Regions from separate parts of the Homo sapiens genome. Here region 1 is linked to region 2. Evidence: chromatin contacts called from ENCODE Hi-C data. All regions are on one chromosome and are shown on one strand. The core of a region is the stretch at or near the end of the contact, and the rest is flanking DNA. Distances in the headings are between cores, read along the strand shown.

Region 1 (5,191 bases), core at 876-3,375, 140 kb before region 2:
CTCCCCTGAGTGGGTCAGTCCCTTCCCCTCTCTGAGCCCCTCTTTCCTCTTCTGTAAAGCAGACTCAGTGATGTTGCTCAGAGGATTGAAGGACAAAGAAAAGCAACACAATGGACAGCAGGGATTTGCAAACAGCCGGGTGCTGTACCCAAGACAGGGTATTGCTGGTGATGTCTGATGGATGGGGAGTTGAAAGACTCAGCTGTCACTGGGCAGCTGGGTCTGGTTCCCCTGAGTCATTCGTAATTCACCAACCCAGTCTATAGAAGCTTATTAAGCACTTATTGTGTGCCATGCTCCATGCAAGGGCCAAAGACACCATGAGCAGCGCCAGACCCCACTCTCAGGTTCCCCCATGGGATGGGGTTAGCCAGATGACCTGAAGGCCTCTCCAGCCAGCTCAACCCCCTTAATCCAGAATTACTCCCTGTGCCAGGCTGACGGTGTGGCCAGAGAGGCCAGGGCCTGGGAGGGGGCCTGGCAGTGGGTGGTGGGAAGAGATGGAGTGGCTGTGTCGGGGGAAGGAGAGAGCAGGTTGTTCCTGTACAGGTTTCGCTCCTCGGATAGGGGGCTGCAATGACAGCTTCCAGGAAAGACCAGGCATGTGCCTCACCCCATCCATTCTTGCTCACCCCTGCGGCCTCTTGACCAATGGCTGCTGTGACCCTGTCCTCCTCTGGGAATCTGGTCTCGGGGAGGAGCCCTGGACCCTGACATTGACTAGAAACCTGACCCCATGTCTGAGCAGAGAGCTCCCATCTCTCTGTCAGCAGATGGGGAAACTGAGGACAGGGCGGAGAGCGGCTTGCCTGTGGCCACACAGTGACTGATGATGATTGGTTCCTGCTCATCTCGTGCTTCTGATGAAGAAACTTGAAATCATAATCCTAATAATAATCAGCACATGGGCATGTGCTGTGTGCCAGGCACGCACTGAGCACTTTACAGGTGAGATTTCATATCACCCTCACAACCCCCCTATGGGGTGGATGCCACGCTTGGCCCCATTTTACAGATGAGGAAACTGAGGTGCAGAGGGAGAAGGGGCTCATTCAAGGTTCCCCCCAAGGACAGTTCCTCTAACTCCCCTTAGAGCACTTTCCCCAGTGGGTATTTGTATGTTTTGGAATTTTTTAAATTAATATTTGTCCTTCCTGCTGGACACTGGGCTCCAGGTGGTCAGTGGAGGTGTCTGTTTCCCTCCCGATGCCCCGACGTAAACCCAGCCCCAGCACAGTGCTCACTGTGTAATAGGCACTCGATAAGGATTTATGAGAAAGGGTCAAATGAGGTTCAGAGAACTCTAAGGGAAACCAAGTCTCCCGCGGGAATTATGCCCACAACCACATCCTGACTCCCAGCCCCGGCAGCAAGGCAGCTCTGACTCTCGGCCCCTGCAGGCACTGCCTCCCCATCCTCATGTGTGCACATCTGCTAAGTGACTCACGGGCTGGCTCAGAAGGAGTTAACAGCCCAAGTCGCTGGGTTCTGCAAGGCCTGCCAGGCTGGCTGAGCCCCATAATCAAGTCCTGCACAGGGGATAAACAGGCTGCTGGAGGATGGGCAGGCAGGGGTGGGGACCATCTCAAGAACCCTCTCAGGAGGCCTGTGCACTCCGAGGAGAGTCAAATGGACTCCCTCCCCTCCCATGCGCTGGTTCAAAGCGCCGCCGCATTCTTCACCCGCCTTCATCTTTGAAGCAGCCCGGGGGCAGGCTGCTGTCTCCCACATGAGGAAGAGGCCCAGGGAGGGGAGGCGACAGGCTCAAGGCCACGCAGCTGTTTGGTGGTGGAGCTGGACCAAGCTCTGCCGGGGTGGTTGTCAGGACACCGGCCCCGATGTCTCAGCAAGGGTTCCAGCAGGACACAGAAGCCATACAGGGAAAGTTTAATACAAAGAATTATTAACTGCTACAGTGGGTTGGAGTAACAAGGGGTTCGTTAGTGAGGGTGGCGGGGGCACTATGGAATACAGAAACAGCCAATCTGAAGAGCAGCCACTGCTCAGGGGCTAGAGAGGGCCACCAAGGGGGAGGCCCCACGGCTGAAACCCAGGCCCTGTTGGAGAGGGCAGAGTTGTGGCTACTGAATGGACAGGAAGTTGCCATACTGCCACGTGAGTGGAACTTGCTGGAATCTGCCCTCCAGAACTTGTCAGGAATCTACTCTCTAGGATGCCAGAGAAACACCATTTACGGGGAGGTGAATCACGGAAGGCACGTGGCTACAGAACCACCTGAGGGGGTTGCTGGGAGTTGCTGCTGGCCACTGGGAGTTGCTGACCACTGTGCACAGCAGGAGCTGGGCACTGGAGGGGCTGCCTACACTGCAGGAGCTAGGCATGAGAAAGGCCGTGCACTGCAGGAGTTGGACACTAGAGGAGCCACCCGGGCTGCAGGAGCTGGGCACAGGGAAAGACCCTGCACTGCAGGAGCTGTGCACTGGAGGAGCCGCCCACACTGCAGGAGCTGTGCACTGAAGGAGCCACCCGCACTGCGGGAGCTGGGCACTGGAGGAGCCACCCGCACTGCAGGAGCTGGGCACTGGAGGAGCCATCTGAACTGCAGGAGCTGGGCACTGAGGAAGGACTGGCATTGCAGGAGCTGGGAGCTGGTGGGGCTGCCTGTACTACAGGAGCTGGGCCTGGGAATGCTGTCTGCACAGGACCAAGGGAATGCTAGAGAGGCCACATGTGCCAGAAGGCTGGGTGCTGGGGAAGCCACCTGTGCTACAGGACCTGGGACCTAAGGAAGCCAGTCCTGCGGCCATAGCCTGCCTAACCCAGGAAGAAACCAGAACTAGGAAGGAAAGCTCCCTCCTCTTGCAATGTCTCTCTGCTGCCCTCTACTGACCACATTTAATGTCATGCCAACCGGGAAATGAAAAATATTCAGAGTGGTACCCATTTCCACTTTCACAGATCAGGCAACGAGGCGTGAATTGGAGCTGAGAGGCAATAAATTTGTAACTGGCACGGTCCACACCTGCTCACCTTTCATAGACACACTCTACACACATTTGGATTCCCATATAACAGCAACAGAACTCTATCATTTCCATCTCATAAGAGACAGCTATCTGTCTTACAAGGGAACAAGATCCTTCTCCAAAATGAGGAGGCACATGATCCCAAGACTCATTGCATCCACTGCTGGCTATAAATTACTCCTCAAATTCAGTCACAGTTCACTGACTATTCTGTTACTGAAGACTAAATTGTTAAGTTAACTTCCAACCACTTGTATATAGAATAAAAATGGGAAAAAGGAAAAAGAAGAAGAAAGTAGCTAGCATATGTAAGTGAACACAGACATAGAGTAAGCAAATTGAAAACATGCAAATTTTCCTACTTGGTCATGAGGTCATCATTGATATGTATGGCTACCTTTCTCCACCCTTCCTTCCATATTCCCCCCGCCAGCTTCCCCGCCCCCAGTCTCAACCCAAAGCTCAGATGGAGATGTCAGTATTCTCCGCTTGGTGGAGTCACCCAAACTTCCATTACTGAAGGCTCTGCTATCCAGCCTTCATTTGGGCAGGGAGTAGGTTTCTGTGGTTTTCCATTAATCTTTACTATGGGACGTGGGAGCACTAAGAGGCACCTCAGAGAATCCCCTGATTTCAAGACGGGGTCTTCTTCCCGACACTGCAGCAGCATCCCAGTCTCCCACTGGTAATTGGGAGCAATCATTCCAGACAGCAGATTAACCTCTTTCTTCCCTGTTGGTTCAGTGGCACAGGCCCAAAATGGCCAGGTGGCAGTCTCGTTTTCTGATTCAGTGGAACCATTGCTGTGTCCCTGGGAGCTAAGCCCTCTAAGCCAGCAGAGAACACAGTTGCCACAATGTGACCAGGAACAAAGTCCTTGTGGGTGGGTTATTAGGTGTCATTGTGGCAGGAGCCACGCCACCTTCTACCCCTTGTCCCTGAGCCTGGGTGTTCTGACTATGCAGAGACAGCACCGTATTATGGCCTCTGGTTCAAAACACACTCTGTGTCTTGCAAGAAAGAACATTATCTTTTCAGGGTGTGGTCTCCCAATTGGCATCACAACTGAGACTTCAGGAAGCCATTCCACCTTTCAGTCAGGCCAGCCACTTCCAGATGTGTTGTAAGACCAGCTAACCCCACGGACTAGAGCCTGTGACCACGCCTCCTCTGCTGTGGCATGAGCTCCCGGATCAGAGGCAGTGCCATGAGGATGCCATGATGGCAGAAGACATTCTGGGAGTTCACGGAAAATGATGCCAGAGGAGGAAGCATGGGCAGGGAAGGCAAGTTCACACCCAGAACATGGAGGATGACACTCCATGCCCTCCATGATGAAAAGGTCTGATGTCCTCAACCTGCCCCAGATGGCAGGCAGGTCCTTGCAGGACAGGGTGCCACACCAGGGCCTCAGTGTTGGTCTCTGCTGCTGGTGGACTAGGCACTGATCAATAGCATTAGCCAGATCGGCTTTGACAAGGGGCAGCCCATGCTGCTGAGCCTATGCCCAGCCTCCATCACTGCCACCACAGCCCCTTCGTCCATGGACCCATTGAGCAAACACTAGGGTGGCTGTGTGGAAAGTCATTTTGTCCATCTGATTATTAGGGTTCTCACCTGCAGTGGATGCCCTTTAGTGAGCATTCACTTGGAACACAAATATTGTCACCACTTGTGGCCATTCTGAGGTCCAGCTACACACCTCTTCCCCACACTTCCTCACCACCAGGCTCCAGCCCTGTTCCTTCCGAGTCCCCGATCACCAGCCAAACATTTGTCCATGCACATGAGTCCATGTAGACCCTATCCTCTGGCCTTCTCTCACTTTGGACTCAGTGGAAAACCAAATGTGCTATTCAAAATCTTGAGAGGATTTCCCTTCACCAGGGTCCTTCAAGGTCACCCCAGTGTGGGGCCATAGTGGGACAGCTGTCCACTTTAGGGTGATACCAGCCCACTGTGCAGACTCATATGTCAACCAGACTCAAGTTCCTTATTCCTCAGTCAGCACCTCAGGAGGAGAAGGAGGAACGCCCTCCTCCCAGTCCTGAGGAACACCCAGGAGCATCTGCTGGGGCGGGGAGATGCAGCAGGGGCTAGTTTTGAAAGACTCTGAACCACCTGCCCATGCCTCTTACTCATACTTTCCCAATCTCCTTGAACCTATCTCTTACCTCTTCTATTTGCTAGGTTGTGCTCACCTG
Region 2 (5,281 bases), core at 213-2,712:
CTTTCAAAGATGACCCCCTGTCCTCTAAACAGGCAGCCCCAGATTCATAGCTGCCTGCTCTGGCATTTTCCCTTGGAGGTCTAAAACCCATCTTCAGCTTTCTTGTTTAAAACAGGGCTATTTCCTCCCTTGAACTGACTCTTCTCCCACCTTACCCAGCCCAGGGCACAGCTTCACCCCACCCCACACTGACCACAAGCCCTGGAGTCCCCTTGATCACTCCTGTCCTCTGCCCTCTGCCCTCTGCATCTGATCCATCCTGCAGCTCTTTGAGATACTCCTTCCAAAATGCATCCCACTCCGGTCATGTCCCTTCATCTCTGCCCACTGCCCAGTCCAGGCCTCTCATCTGGCCTGCCCACAGCTACAGCCTCCCTGACATCCCCTGCCCCCATCCCTGCCTGGTTCACAGGTGGAATCATGTTGCTCCTCTGCTTAAAAGTCAGCCATTGCCTCCGGCTAAACTTGGAATAAAACCCAAGCTTCTCACCCAGCCCTCACGGCCATGGGATCTGGCCTCACCTGCCTCTCAATCATTTGGCCCTACAGTTCCCTCTCCCAGGAGCTCCCTCCCCTGGCTTTTCTCATGCTGGTTCCTTCTCAGCCTCAGCTGTCAATTTCAACATTGTCTCCTCCAAATCATCTTCCCTGAGCACTGTGCTAAGGTCACCCTTCCCCCTGCACAGGGGTGTCCCTTCCCACCCTCGCTTCACCCTTGTCCCCTCTACTCTGTGCTTCTGGGTGGCAGCCCTTATCGGCTACATCAAGGGGCTCCTCATCCTCTGGCTTCAAGGTGAGTTTGGTTAACAGGGAGCCCCAGCAGGAGATCAAGGAAGGAGGAGGAGAGGAAGGTTGGGGTGTTTATCCCCTGACAAGGTCCTGCCCTGGGAAGAGCTAAGGCTAGCTTTCCTCAGACTGCAGCTTTCAGCTCCTGTTATCATGTGGTCCCTCCCCACCCAGCCCCCTGGCAGGGCTCCTCCACCCAGCTTTCTCCATCTCCGGGTTCCACTCATTGCTCCTCCCCGCACCCTCGCAAACCCAAGGGTGGTAATGGAGCCCTCTGTTGCCGGATGCCAGGAAACAGCACCATCTCCAGGATTTCCTTATGCCCTGCCCATGCCTTCGCCTTCTTGGTCTCTTTTTTACACTCTCCAAAAATTGCCTGACTTGACTGTGCCATCTCATCTGTCCCTTGCCACATCCCCACTGACACACTGCCCACCCTCCTCACTTCCGTCTCCTCACCCTGTCCAATTCCCCCACGGAACTTCTCACTTCCCAGCATGATTGCTTGTGTACTATCTGCATCCCCCACCAGAACACAAGCTCCATCTGAGACGGGGATTCATTGCATCATATGTCAGCGGAATAGAGAAAACACATGCTCACACCTCCTAACTCTGCTCAAACTCGCAGGGAAGCCCAGCCAATTCTGTGAAAGTTCATGGTGAAATCACATTGACTTTTAAATGCCTGCACACGGCATTTCCCAAACTGGGATCAGGCAACACTCATTTAGGAGGTGTTGGCAAGCAGTTGGCAACCTGATACCGACAGACCATATCTGCCAGGTTGTCCTCATTTCACCGAGCGCCTCTGACAATTTCATCTCCCGCTATCATGACCTCAAGTCTGTCCACTGGCCCCAGTCCAGACTGGGAAAGCCCTCATGCGCCAGCCCCTCTGAAGCCCAGGGAGTTCCAGCATGAGGCCTTTGCTCCATGGGCTTCATTTCACTGCTGTCTCCACACCCCTCAAAACCACGTGGGCCAAGGCAGAGCCAAGACTACATCAGCCATGGGTCAGGAGATCAAATCCTGGTCTCTGTTCTGTCACCAACTTACTATGTGACTTTGAGCAGGTTGAATTCCCACCCTGTACCTCGGTTTCCCCAAATTCTCCTGCTGTTCCTGCTGCCTGGAATTACCTTCCCAGTGAGCAGGTTGGATCATACATTCTCCTAGCACGTCCCTGCACTGGTGGTGAGACATTGCTCAGAGAGATTAAACTGGCATAGTTCCTGTTGATGGTCATCTTTCTTTAGAAGGTGAGAAAGGAGAAAAAAATGTCAGCTTGGCTATGACACATAACCACTATGATCAGACAGCAAAAGACCCAAGCTCGTGCTGGTCTCTGCTGGCCTGACTGCCAGCATGATTTAGTTCCCAGGGTAAGTAAACTCCTCCTTTCTGGATGAGATGAAGCCTTGAGACAATAAAAATGTGCCCCTCCTCCAATATGTAGGTGATAGTACCAGCTAAGCCAGAGAGGAGGGATGAGGCCCCTTCTTGATGACATAGCCTTTTGGGAGATGGACCAACAAGAAGGTGCTGAACCTGATGATGGGGAGCTGTGGGAATGGGAGAGCCAGCATCAGCCTCATGTTGCCACTGTCATCATGGCGTAGCCTCTGCTGTCCTGAGAGCTCTCTGTGGAGCAACTCACCTGACTCTCACAACAGCACCATGAGGAACTCAGGGTCAACACCATCACCATTTCCAGGTGAGAACAAGGTTTCAGGGCTATATCTCTTGCCCAAAGCCACAAGCTTGTAAGTGGCTATAAAAAGACCATGACAGCACCAAGCCCCAGCCAAGAGCTTGTTCTGTGTTTGCTGATTGATGCACTGACACCCGGTGTGGTCCTTACTGTTCCCTTTGCATCAAGCAACCAAGGACAAGGGCCCAGCCACCATGAGTCAGAGTCTAGGTGGGGCCACTGGCATCACACCTGTCACCTGGCTCACATATGTCACCTGGCACCTCCTGCCACCTGGCCCAGATCATGAGGACCAGTGTTTCAGAGCTAGGGAATGGAGAGTGTTTGGGGAAGGAAGCTAGGGAATGGGGAGTGAATGGGGAAGGAAAGGGGGTGACATTGCCTCCCCCTTCATCAAGAAGGCTGCTGTGAACTCCATTTTCATTCCCTTTTTTGGTGGGTCTGAGGTTCACACAGCCACAATCGTTCAGCCCTGTGGGTGGGTCAGGGCATATGGGATAAACTATTTTTCCTTGTCATGGGTCTGCCTACAGCAGCAGAATTGGATTCTAGATGATGTATGAAAAAGATACAGTCCAGGCGCGGTGGCTCATGCCTGTAACCTCAACACTTTGGGAGGCCAAGGTGGGTGGATCACTTGAGGCCAGGAGTTCAACCAGTCTGGGCAACATGGTGAAACCCCATCTGTACTACAAAATACAAAAATTAGCTGGGTGTGGTGGCAGGCGCCTGTAATCCCAGCTACTTGGGTGGCCGAGGCAGGAGAATTGCTGGAACCCGGGAGGCGGAGGTTGCAGTGAGCCAAGATCGTGCCACTGCACTCCAGGCTGGGTGACAGGGTGAGAAGGGGAGGGGAGGGGAGGGGAGGGGAGGGGAGGGGAGGGGAGGGGAGGGGAGGGGAGGGGAGGGAAGGGAAGGGGAGGGGAGGGAAGGGAAGGGAAGGGAAGGGAAGGGAGGAAGGAGGGAGGGAAGGAAGGAAAAGAAGGAAGGAAGGAAGGAAGGAGGAAAGAAAGAAAGAGAGAAAAAGAAAGAAAGAGAAAGAAAGAAAGAAAGAGAGAGAGAGAGAGAAAGAAAGAGAAAGAAAGAAAGAAAAAGAGAAGAAGGAGAAGGTACTGGATGTGCAGAGGTGCCACTGCTGCAGCACTGAAGACAAGAGCAGCAAGTCAAACCAGGAGGAACAGTGGCTGGGGCAGCTCCTGGATTTCAAAGGAGGAGCCAGCATCCAGTTCCATGGGGCCTGAGCTGGGCCGAGTGCTCCCTCCAGGGCAGGGAGAGCATCTGGCCAAGGTCAGGGGCCAGTCGCTGGTTGTGGACAAGTGGGGCCGCCTCCAGTGTCTGCCCCTCCAAGAGTTTCTGCCGTGGAAGTCAGTCGGTTTCCCCAGTGAATAATCAGGACACCATCAAGACAAGATCATGGGACACATGTGAGGAACAGAAGCTCAGTGTTCCTCCCCCACACGCCCACATGAGCTAGCCCAGCGCTAATGCTGCTCTGCCCTAGACCAGCCAGGCCTGGGGTGAGCCGCTGGTGTGAGGGGCATCAGGAATGGGGGCCGCTTATGCAGAGGGATTCTGAAGCCGCATAGAAAGCTTACCCTGGGGGGAAATAAAAAAAGGAAGTTAACCCATCATCTTACAACTGAGCCCCAAATTCTGCTGAAGAAGAAAGAGGAGGAGGAGGGAAAGAAAGAGTAGGAGGAAGGGGAGGAGGAGGATAAGAAAGAGGGGGAGAGAGAGGAAGAGAAGGAAGGGAAGGAGGAAGAGGAAGAGGAGGAAAGGGAGGAGGAGGAGGAAGAGAAACAGGAAGAGGAACAGAGGGAAGAAGAAGAGGAGGAGGAAATTCTCTGATGTGTGCCCCATGATGGTTTATGAAGTGCTTTCTCTTTGAAACCCCATGTGGCCCCCACAACCCTCTTTGAACCACGTGAGGCAGAATCCTAGGAGGAAACTGAGGACCAGGGAGGTCCGCACAGTTAGTAGGAGGCACAGCTGGGACTGGAGCCCAGGCCTCCGGACCCCCAGTTGAAGGTTTAATCTCATGAAGCCACAAAGAGTCACAAAGCTCTTTCACAGCCATGTGCTAGCCCCACCCCAGAACAGAGGCCCATCTCCCTGAGTGGTAGAGGAGGCATTCCCAGGGAGGGGGAGGAGAGAGGGAACTCCTGGGTCTGTGTGTCTGCGAGCCCCCGCCCAGCTTCCACACATAGCACAGGCCCTGGCAGGCTAGTGAGGGTGCAGGTGAATGAGGCTTAAATGGGAGTCCATCAGGATCCTTGGGCATAGCACCAGGCAGAGGCAGGAGCCGAGAGGGGAGTGAGTGGACAGGAGCCACTGTGGCATCAGATTCAAGTGTGTCCATCAGTCCCAAACAGTATTAGAGACCTGCCAGAGCCAGCCACGTGTCCCCGCCCAGCTCGGGACATTTCAGGCTCCAGCAGTGACAACTGCTCTGTTTCTGTCAAGGTCCAGCTGTTTTAATGGAGACTTTAAATAATCCCTCTGCTGCCAATAAATTTATGTCATGGTGTTCCAGCCACAGCCAGGCTCTTGTTTCATGAGTCATCCCTGGTCGGCTGGTTCAGAGGGAACCCCCGGCTGGTGCAATGAAGGAAGGACCAGGTCAGCCTTCTGCCCCTTGTCGGGTGTCAGGAAAGGATCTCACACACCCACACTATGGCTCTAGGGCTCCATCTTCCAGAGTGACCAGTGATCAGCATTAATAGTAATCCTGCCTGGGGCCCCTCAGCTGGAATCCTGCCCGAATCCAAAGAGAGGACTTTTC

The links. Hi-C counts contacts between places; a loop is a spot of excess contacts on that map. Pooled maps may share reads with other maps.
Region 1: a map of gastrocnemius medialis shows a loop between it and region 2 (3-fold over the local background). The contact joins two enhancer-like sites. A Hi-C loop is called at or near these places in 2 of 168 maps with a recorded cell type or tissue (cardiac septum and gastrocnemius medialis) and 5 of 50 pooled maps.

Annotation. Positions count from the first base shown.
Region 1 is chr1:30,377,727-30,382,917 of GRCh38, forward strand. No RefSeq gene overlaps it. Among named protein-coding and RNA genes, the nearest start is that of MATN1-AS1, 340 kb to the right of the region's middle. Within about 2 kb of position 2,126, at least 4 of the 41 ENCODE cell types and tissues checked have a DNase peak (open chromatin) inside an H3K27ac peak, as active enhancers do.
Region 2 is chr1:30,521,174-30,526,454 of GRCh38, forward strand. No RefSeq gene overlaps it. Among named protein-coding and RNA genes, the nearest start is that of MATN1-AS1, 190 kb to the right of the region's middle. Within about 2 kb of position 1,463, at least 7 of the 41 ENCODE cell types and tissues checked have a DNase peak (open chromatin) inside an H3K27ac peak, as active enhancers do.